Linked DNA regions of Homo sapiens: region 2 is linked to region 1. Evidence: read pairs that join two places in POLR2A ChIA-PET (ENCODE). Cell type or tissue: Panc1. All regions are shown on one strand. Each heading gives the region's core, and the rest is flanking DNA. Links, peaks and the distances in the headings are about the cores only. Region 1 has its middle 97 kb from the start of XPO1. Region 2 overlaps FAM161A (FAM161 centrosomal protein A).

Evidence for each region. ChIA-PET counts read pairs that join two places held together with the same protein. Peaks named below come from ENCODE experiments on the same cell type or tissue, not always from the same donor. Only the 100,000 strongest peaks of a DNase experiment are listed, where the experiment ranks them.
Region 2: POLR2A ChIA-PET joins it to region 1 with 13 read pairs; 2 of 35 experiments call an interaction of 5 or more read pairs at or near these places.

What each region holds. Positions count from the first base shown.
Region 1 is chr2:61,633,151-61,638,527 of GRCh38, reverse strand. No RefSeq gene overlaps it. Among named protein-coding and RNA genes, the nearest start is that of XPO1, 97 kb to the right of the region's middle. In Panc1, for the core only: a CTCF peak has its summit at 2,532; a DNase peak (open chromatin) is centred at 2,552; H3K27ac peaks cover 1,151 bases.
Region 2 is chr2:61,842,487-61,847,863 of GRCh38, reverse strand. All of the region lies in intron 1 of FAM161A (FAM161 centrosomal protein A), which reads left to right. Among named protein-coding and RNA genes, the nearest start is that of FAM161A, 8.9 kb to the left of the region's middle. In Panc1, for the core only: no CTCF peak of the experiment used is centred there; no DNase peak of the experiment used is centred there.

The DNA of each region.
Region 1 (5,377 bases), core at 326-5,325:
GCACGCCTGTAGTCCCAGCTACTCAGGAGGCTGAGGCATGAGAATCACTTGAACCTGGGAGGCAGAGGTTGCAGTGAGTCGAGATTTGCGCCACTGCACTCCAGCCTGGGCAACAAAGTGAGACTCTCTTAATAAAAAATAAAAATAAAATAAAGCTAGGAGACTGGATTAAGAAACTCCAAGCTTCCTGTGGACTTCTCCCATCAGCTTCCTTGTGTCCCAAGGCTGTCTGCTCACTTTGTTCTCTCTCTGGCATCTCTTTTTCTGGCAATTCTTCTTCCTATTGTGATGTACATGCAGGAGTTTCTCCAGTGAACTGTCTTTGATCCCTTTTCTCACTAATCCTTTATTGAATTTTACTTATAATCTCTGAGGTGGACATTGGAGCATCACCCAGGCCCCTGCTTCAGCACTGAGGCTTTCCTCACCTCAGCTGCTGAGAAGGTTGGAGGATGACATCTCTAAGCTGAGTTCTTTCAGGAAATTGCCCCCTGCAAATACAGCCACCTCAGCCAAGGTCAGTCACAGCCCCTCCTGGGGACAGCCCACATCCAGCCATCCTTCAGTGTAGGATGACAGGGGTCAGCTCCCTTGCCTCAGGGTGGTATAGGGGCAAAGGGAATTTATCCCTCCGGCTCTGAAGGTTTGAGTCTTTTTAAACTTATTGTTATTATTTTTAAAAATCTTTTGTAGCCACGGGTTCTCCGTATGTTGCCAAGGCTGGTCTCAAACTCCTGGGCTCAAATGATCCTCCTGCCTCGGCCTCTCAAAGTGCTGGGATTATAAGCATGAGCCACCACACCCAGACTTTTATCTATTTATTTATGTATTTTAATTAATTAATTTATTTTTTTGAGACAAGGTCTCACTCTGTCACCCAGGCTGGACTCAGCTCACTGCAGCCTCTGCCTCCTGGCTCAAGTGATCTTCCCACCTCAACCCACCAAGCATCTGGTACTCCAGGCATGTGCCACCACACCCAGCTAAGTTTTATATTTTTGGTAAAGAGGGGATTTCACCATGTTGGCCAGGCTGGTCTCGAACTCCTGAGCTCAAGTGATCCACTTGCCTCAACCAAAGTGCTGGGATTACAGGTGTGAGCCACCATGCCTGGCAATTTTTTAAATTTTTTAGTTCGAGTCTTAAAATCTACTGAAATAAACTGGCAACAGGCAGATTAACAGGAGAAAAGACATACAAATGTATCATATGCATAGGAGCCACACAAAATGTGAAACTAAAAGAAGGACCAAATGACTGATGTTTTTATACTACACAGAAAGGAAGAGAGGCTTGGAGCTCCTGGTGGGAGGTGGCAACAGGTTTACTGGGGGAGAAAAGGAGGAAACTCATGGGTGAGCAAAGGCTGTCTTATTAAATGGATGAATTCTCTCGAGTAGCAGCCCTCAGAGAGAATAGATGGACCTGTGGTAAAGTTTTGCTGTCAGACCTTTAAAAACGCCAGAGATTTAGTCTCCTTTTCCTGTGAGTTAATCTTTCCTAGATCCTGATAAGGGCACCTCAGAGAGAGCCTTTGTTTGCATCTCTTGCTAATAATGATTTCCTCCAGAGGTGCAAATCTCTCCCCCAAAAAGACAGCTTTACAGAGCTATTCCTGTGTCTGCAGCCCCTCTGAAGAGCCACCTTCAAATATGCCAAAGAAAGATATTTGGGGATGGCATACTTTGATTTCCCACAGTGGGATAACACTGAAGGGTCACAGCTGCTCCAGAATGACTCTGGTGTTTGCTGTGACTGCATTGCCTCCTTCTGCCCAGTTCTACAGGTAGCTGTTTGTTTGTTTGTTTGTTTGTTTTTGAGATGGAGTCGCACTCTTATCGCCCCGGCTGGAGTGCAGTGATGCAATCTCGGCTCACTGCAACTTCTGCCTCCTGGGTTCAAGCTATTCTCCTGCCTCAGCCTCTTGAGTAACTGGGACTACAGGTGTGCGCCACCATGCCCAGCTAATTTTTGTATTTTTAGTAGAGATGGGGTTTCACCATGTTGGCCAGGCTGGTCTCGAACTCCTGACCTCGGGTGATCTGCCTGCCTCGATCTCCCAAAGTGAGGTGTTGACTCTAAGAACATTCCTCAATAAACCACCTGCACAAAAACCTTCATCTCAGAGTCTGTTTCCTGGAGAACCCAACCTAAGCCAGGGCCGGGAGTGGTTTGTGGAAACAGACTCTACAGTGATTACCCATCTGCCAGTTGGCAATGAAGACCCCATTGCTGATGGTAGGAGTCGCACTGCCAGCTCCTGGCATGCAGTGCAGTTGTTAAACTTTCACTAGTGGTGATCTTGGATGGAATACTCCTGGAAGAGAATGTACCAGCCACTGCAATATCTAAGGTTTTGAGAGATTGGAAAAAGTACTAACCACGAAGGACAATGAACCACATGGCTCTTTCTGAGGATCCTTGATGCATTTTTAAAAGACATCAAAAGAGGGAAGGTGATGAATCACCAACTGAAGGCCCAGTGTGAAAACAAAGAGGGATTCCTTGGCAGCTTATCCAGGGACTCTCATCTCCCACAGCCAGAGGGCAGAAAAAGCTTGAGATGGGGCCCTGCATTTACTTCTAAGGGTGGCAGAACTCCAGAGAAATTTGAGTTCTTAGTCTTAGCAAGTCTGCTACATCAAGGTGAAGGTCTTGACTAGGAAGAAGTGAAATCCTGAGACTTGGGACAGGGGTATTTGGATTGATGCACTTAAAAACCTTGAGACTATAGATCCCTCTAAACCATATGGGCCTGCAGAAATGGCCCACTGCTCCTGTTAAGGGTGAGTGTTCCCTACTTGCTTAAAATAATGCAGAGGCCTCTCGGTCTAGACAAGAAATCAAAGAAGGATGATCAAGAGCAGCCCTGCTTCTTGGGTAACATGAACCAGCAAACAGTATGGTATTAAAAATATCAGTGCTAGCCGGGCATGGCGGTGGCTCACACCTATAATCCCAGCATTTTGAGAGGCCGAGGCGGGTGGATCACTTGCGGTCAGGAGTTTGAGACCAGCCTGGCCAACATGGTGAAACCCCATCTCTACTAAAAATACAAAAATTAGCCCGGGTGGCGCATGCCTGTAATCCCAGCTACTCAGAAAGCTGAGGCAGAATCGCTTGAACCCCAGGAGGCAGAAGTTGCAGGGAGCCGAGATCGTGCCACTACACTCTGGCCTCCAGTGTGGGTGACAGAGTGAGACTCTGTCTCAAAAAAAGAAAAAAAAAAAACTTGAGAAGGACACTCAAAGATTAATGAATTGCTGCCCCAGATAGGACACCTAGGGGACAAGGTGGCAGAGAAACTAACTTCCTGCTGTTTACCTGTTTGAATCTTTGATTTGTGTACTATCTGCAAAGGGCTGCCACTGTGTAATCCAAAGTGGGCTCTTCATATTCTTATCTGCAAATGGCACCCCTGGAGTTGTGCTGTATGTGTCAGGTGCAGCTGTATATTTCAATCCTGGTATGTGTGTTTTACATACTCAAAAATGTTTAGGAAATTATATATACTCTTTGCTCTTTGGTTTGGACAGAATAGCTATTCTCTGAAACCATCTCAGTTAAAATATCCTAGGATTTCAACAAACCTCTGTCTGAATTGTTATTTACATCTCTTGTTACCAGCCATCGATTTTACATAAGCTTTTTTAATTATTATTATTTTAAAAGATTCCCCACTTTTTTCAGGAAATTCCTTTAGTGCTGAAATTACTCGCAGCTTTTTCCCCTAAGAACTCCACAGGGAGATTGGAGTAGGGGCAACACTAAAACCAGCCCAAGGGCTTAACCCCCGCAGCTGACCTTCTCCTGGGCGTAGTTATTAGTTGTTTGACTGGGAGAGGTGGCTCATGCCTGTAATCCCAGCACTTTGGGATACCAAGGCGGGAGGATCACTGAAGCCAAGAGTTCCAGATCCAAGAGTTTGAGATCATCCTGGCAACATAGTGAGACCCTGTCTCTATTTTATTTATTTAAAATTGTTAAAAAGAAAAAAAAAAAGGCCTGTGCAGTGGCTCACGCCTGTAATCCCAGCACTTTGGGAGGCTGAGGTGGGTGGATCACCTGAGGTCAGGAGTTCGAGACCAGCCTGGCCAACATGGTGAAACCCTGTCTCTTACTAAAAATACAAAAATTAGCCAGGCATGGTGGCAGGCGCCTGTAATCCCAGCTACTCGGGAGGCTGAGGCACGAGAATCGCTTAAATCTGGGAGACGGAGGTTGCAGTGAGCCGAGATCACAACATTGCACTCCAGCCTGGGTGACAGAATGAGACTCTGTCTCAAAAAAATAAATAAATAAAAATAAATAAAATAAAATGTTAATACTGCCTATGTAGAGCTTGCTATGGATTATTTTTATTTTTCTTCGTACTTGCCTGCATTTTCCAAAATTACTACAATTAACATGTTTTCTTTTATAATTAAAAAAAAAATGTTACCCTCACGCAAAATTCAATTTGGAGAGTTCTAGCAGCACATCGATTTGCTCCTCATTAGTCTCCTATAGTACTCTGAGGCATATATATGAATTAATCGGGAAACATCAATCATGGGTTACCTAAAACATTCTTCCAACCTGACTATGTACTAGAAGGAGGCAGGTAGGAATAGAGGGATGGCAGATGGCAAAGGGGACACAAAACAGTTGCAATGACTTTGTTACCTTTGTTAGTTTTTTCTTGGAGGAAGAGTCATTTAATGAATTTCTAGCTAAATGAGCTATTTTACATTTGTAGAGATGACAAACTTCACTATTCAGCAGGATCATGTACCTTCTTTGATATTCATAAAGGCTTTGAAGTCCAAAATACACACTGTTTAGCAATCTTAGTCTATACTACAGAATAATTGCTCTCCCCTAAATAATATATAAATATCTTTTTAAATTAGTCTTGGACGGGGAAATTTTAAAAATAGATGGTATGGGTCAGAATCAAGTTCTGTAACTCAGTACCTTCCTTATAAAACATTTATGGGTTTGATTGAAGGATTATTCTAGACACATTTGTGTATAGCATAAATACAAGTTAAATGTAAAAAAAATTAATAATGAAAAAGTGAGACCTAAGAAGACCAGCAGATGGCATAAATAATTTATTTAATCAAAACTGCCAATATGTATATTGTAAAAGATACTTTCCCTGAAGTTTCTCCGATGAAATCTTTTGAATATTTAGGCCAAAATTCCCAATTAAAGCATCATTAAAGAAGACTTAGTTATAAGCACAAAAATTAAAATTGCAGGAGATTGATCTCATGGATGACAACCCAAGGCTAGATTGTAAACTATATGCCTAGAAACCCAAAAGACAAGGTGTAATGAGAGACAGCTAATCTAGACGCTCCACCCAGCACACTTCCACGAGCATCTCTGA
Region 2 (5,377 bases), core at 261-5,260, 210 kb before region 1:
GCCATTAGCCAGGTACTTTTCTAGACACTGGGGACACAACATTAAACAAAGCAGACAAATCCTTGCCTTTCTTTTTGTTTTGTTTTGTTTTTTTGAGACAGGGTCACACTGTTACCCAGGCTGGAGTGCAGTGCCTCCATCATAGCTCACTGCAGCCCCAACCTCCTGGGCTCAGGTGATCCTTCCGCCTCAGTCCCCCAACTAGCTGGGACTATAGGTGCATACTACCTCACCAAGCTAATTTTTTGTATTTTTTGTAGAGATGAGGCCTTGACGTGTTACCCAGGCTGGTCTGAAACTCCTGGGCTCAAGCAATCCACCTGCCCCAGCCTCCCAAAGTGCTGGGATTACAGGCCTGAGCCATCAGGCCTGGCAAATTCTTACCTTTGTAATGTTTACTTTTTGGTAGGGGCAGGCATATAATACACAATCAAGTACAGATATGTAGGACGTCAATGGTGATGAGTACTTCTGGGAAAAATAAGACAGACAAGGGGGCTGACAGTGAGTCCTGGGAGAAGTTGTAATTTTAAATAGGAGAGTCAGGGAAGACCTTATTGAGAAGACAACATTTACATAAAGACCTGAAGGAGTGAGCAAGTGGGTCATGTGGATATCTGGAGGAAAAGGCATCCTAGGGAGAGGGAACAGCAAGTGCAAAGGCCTTGAAGTAATTCTGTGGATTTTTGTTTCTTTTTTTTTGAGATGGAGCCTCACTCTGTCACCCAGGCTAGAGTGCAGTGGTGCGATCTTGGTTCACTGCAACCTCTGCCTCCTGGATTCAAGCGATTCTCCTGCCTCAGCCTCCCGAGTAGCTGGGATTATAGGCATGCACCACCACACCCGACTAAGTTTTGTTTTTAGTAGAGATGGGGTTTCACCATGTTGGCCAGATTGGTCTCGGATTCCTGACCTCAAGTGACCCAAAGTGCTGGGATTACAGGCATGAACCACTGTGCCTGGCCAATTCTGTTGATTTTTCGAGTGAAAACTGCATACTGGATTCAGACACTGCTACTAAAACGAACTGCTGCTGCCCAGATGAATAACCGTTGCTAGACTGACACAAGCCGACAGGAAGCAGTCAGAGGGCTAACAGAAAGGAGTAAGTCCCATCTTTCTCCTCTAGCCTTGTATCTCCCTCTAACTCCACTTTTAGCAGAGTCTGATGAGGAGCACTGGCAAAGCAGAAGTGTGGTTTGCAGAGTTCCAGCTCTGGCATTGCAAAGCAGAGTCGAGAAGGGTGGCATTGGAGCTGAGAGACACTAGTTTAACACCTGGCACACCTACTTTACATATCTTAAAGCTGATGTTCAAGAAGTTCATGCCCACATCACATTGCTAAGTGCGGAGCCCAGGCTTGTATGAGTATCCTGACGTCACATCTGAAATCTTTCTCCTAAGCTGTGAGAACACTCCAAACTAAAAGTTATTTAACTCCCACCCAACCCTTTCATCTTTGAAGGGTCATAAGGGGGCTGAAACCACGTGACCAGTAATCAGGAGCCAGTGGTAGGCAGGAGATGGAAACCCCTTCTTGCTTGCCCTAACCTCCCTTTCTAGGTTTACTTCCCAAAACTGCTTTATGGGTTTTCCTCTCCTTTTATCCGGCAGCCATGTGCACCTTGCCCTCTGCTATGCACAGCCTCCCCAACCCCAGCCTGCGCATTTGCTAACGCCATTTCCTTTGCCTAGGGTACTTTCCCCTTCTTTCCCATAAACACTCTGTGATCCTATAGATTTCTCCATTCTTTTTTTTTTTTTTTTTTTTTTTTGAGACAGAGTCTTGCTTGATCGCCGAAGCTATAGTGCAATGGCTCGATCTCAGCTTACTGCAATCTCTGCCTCCCAGGTTCAAGCGATTCTCCTGCCTCTGTCCCCTGAGTAGCTGGGACTACAGGTACACGCCACCATGCCTGGCTAATTTTTGTATTTTTAGTAGAGAAGGGGTTTCACCATGTTGGCCAGGCTGGTCTTGAACTACTGAGCTCAGGTGATCCACCCACCTCAGCCTCCCAAAGTGCTGGGATTACAGGCGTGAGCTACCGCGCCCAGCCTTCTTTTTTCTTGATACAAGGTCTCACTCTGTCGCCCAGGCTCAAGTGCAGTGGCGCGCTCACGGCTCACTGCAGCCTCAACCTCCTGGGCTCAAGTGATCCTCCCACCTCAGCCACCACATCCAGCTAATTTTTTAAAAAAAATTTGTAGAGATGGTGTCTCGCCGTGTTGCCCAGGCTGGTCTGGAACTCCTGGCCTCAAGCAGTCCTCCCACTGCAGCCTCCCAAAGTGCTGGGATTACAGGCATGAGCTACCACACCTGGCCTCCATTCTTTATGACTCATCTCAAATATTACCTCCTCCAGGAAGTCTTCCCCTATCTTCCAAACTCAAACGAAACAAAAGCTCCCTCCATTTCCTGTCTACCACTGGCTCCTGGTCACTGGTCACCTGGTTTCAGCCCCCTTTTGACCCTATAAAGGTGAAAGCATTGGGTGAGAGTTAAATAACTTTTAGTTTGGAGTGTTCTCATGGTTTAGGAGAAAAATTACAGATGTGGTGTCAGAATACTCAATCAGAGGCTCCAAAGACCCGTATCAGTTGGTCTTTGTATCTCTCATGCCACTCTCTACCTCCTATTAGTCCTCCTTCCGCTGCTTATTTAAATGTTGGTGTTCTCCAACATCTCCATTCTCAGGTCCTCTCATGTCTTGTTGCTCACACTCCCTCCAGGCAGCCTCGTCCATAACCAAGGCTGCACCTGCTACTTCTGTGTGGATTGGTGGCTCCTGTATCTGCTCTCCAGCCCAGCCTTCTCACCAGGTCTCCAGACATTTATCCACATGTTTCCTGGCGATGGATGTTCTAGCACTATGCCTCGGATTTATTTATTCCTTTTTCACTGCCTCCCTGATCTGGCAAACTTTGTCCTCGTCCAACCATGTGTCTCCAGTCTGGCTCACCTCTGTGAATTGTGCCTCTGTCTCTTAGTGTCTGACATTGTGACATACATCTGTCTCTCCGCTTAGCTGGAAGTAGCTTGTGGGCAGGAATCAGGTGTTCTGTCTCATTCTAAGTCAGCTGTCTATTATTTATATACATGTCCTTTCCTAAGCTAGCTGGAAACTTCTCAAAGGTAGAGTTTTTGTTTGTTTGTTTGTTTTAAGTGAGACAGAGTCTTGCTTTGTCACCCAAGCTGGAGTGCTGTGGTACGATCTTGGCTGACTGCAACCTCCACCTCCTGGGTTCAGGTGACTCTTCCGCTTCAGCCTCCCGAGTAGCTGGGACTACAGGTACCTGCCACCATGCCTGGCTAATTTTTGTATTTTTAGTAGAGAGGGGGTTTCACCATGTTGGCCAGGCTGGTCTCAAACTCCTGACCTCAAGTGATCTGGCTGCCTCGGCCTCCCAAAGTGCTGGGATTATAGGTGTGAGCCACTGTGCCTGGCCTCAAAGGTAGAGTTTAAAAAAAATCTGACGTACATTTTAGCAGCTAGCTGATTGCAGGATGGCCCCCAAATATTTAATGAATGAGGAAATTCACAAAGTAGTCATCCTGCAGATAAGAAGTTTATGGTGAGAAGCACATAAAGAAACAGCAGAAGATATCAGAGAATTCTCTTAATTGAATTGTTTGACATAGTTAAAGCAGTTCTCTGATTCATAGAGTTGTTGGTAGCAAATTTCTGCACGTAAGTTCTATTGAAGACTGCTTTTTTTTTTGGAGACAGAGTCTCGCTCTGTCGCCTAGGCTGGAGTGCAGTGGCCTGATCTCAGCTCACTGCAAGCTCTGCCTCCCAGGTTCACGCCATTCTCCTGCTGCAGCCTCCCGAGTAGCTGGGAATATAGGTGCCCGCCAGCACACCTGGCTAATTTTTTGTATTTTTAGTAGAGATGGGGTTTTGCCATGTTAGCCAGGATTGTCTCAATCTCCTGACCTCGTGATCCACCTGCCTCGGCCTCCCAAAGTGCTGGGATTATAGGCGTGAGCCACCGTGCCCGGCCTCTGAAGACTGATTTTTTAAAAGTTGTTTTCTTTAAGTTACCCCAAGTAGTACAACATTGTCCTCTTGTATGCTGATTTTAGCGTATTAAAAAAAATACCATATCTTCTGAGAAGCCTCCAGTGGGAAACAAAAATACCACATCTATAACTACTATTTATAATTGACTCTTCTGAATTTTTATTTTGAGAGAAGCTAAACAGATTATTTTCTAGAGTCTTATCAGATTGGATCTATAATTTTCTGTAGCAAATTTTTTCATTTTGCATCTGTTCCAGACAGTAGGCTAAATTTAAAACTGTGGTTGGCAGCCTTTTATGCATAGTATCATAAATAATTTCAACTGTTTCTCAACTGAGAACATAATAAAAATTTTATATTTATGGAGAAAATGGGGTTTTATCTCTTTAGTTGCTTCAATTAAAAGAACTGAAAGGGTAGGGCACGGTGGCTCATGCCCATAATCCCAGCACTTTGAGAGGCCGAGGCGAGTAGATCACCTGAGGTCAAGAATTCAAGACCAGTCTGGCCAACATGGTGAAACCCCGTCTCTACTAAAATACAAAAATTAGCTGGGTGTGGTGGTGTGCGCCTGTAATCCCAGCTACTTGGGAGTCTGAGGCAGGAGAAGGCAGAGGTTGCAGTGAGCTGAGATGGTGCCACTGCACTCCAGCCTGAGTGACAGAGTGAGACTCCGTCTCGTAAAAACAAACAAACAAACAAAAAAACTGAAAGGTATGTAAAGGGAGTGAGGGAGAAAGGCCAGTCAGACCCTTCTAAACATGATCTGTATGTTGAATAATTACAGCATTTTTTCTTCTTTGCTTTGTTGTCATCCTAAAGTCCCGGTCACCCATGGGAGCTACTGCTTTTGTGCCCACAGAAGCAGCTACCCTGAAAGTCCCTCCTACCCCCTCCCATGTCCTCTTACTCCCTCCCAAAGTCTTGCCCCACTGTGAGGAGGGCTTCTCCCTGGCTCCTTGATAAGCCACTGAGAACTTTGTCCCTGCCCCCATTTCCTCTATTTCCCTGCCTTCTCTCCACTGGCAGTCCTTGGAGCCACACTGCAGGAGCGCAGCTGGAGGGAGAGCATTGGGCTGTGGTTGCCTGGTTTACAGCAGGTAGAACCGTGTTCCTCTTCATCTCAGTTAAAACTTACAACTCAGGAGGCTCCTTATAGAAATACTTTGTAAAGGGTTGTTGGGTTCTATCCTATTATACCTTTTGTTGGTTGATCTGGGAATTGAACCATCCTTTATCAAATGGATTAAATAACATTTATTTTCTGACAGTTTGGTCTTGCTCCCTCTCGTTCTTAAAATATCACTGGGGAAAATGTACATAGCCCACAAATAACCTATAACTCATTCTATATG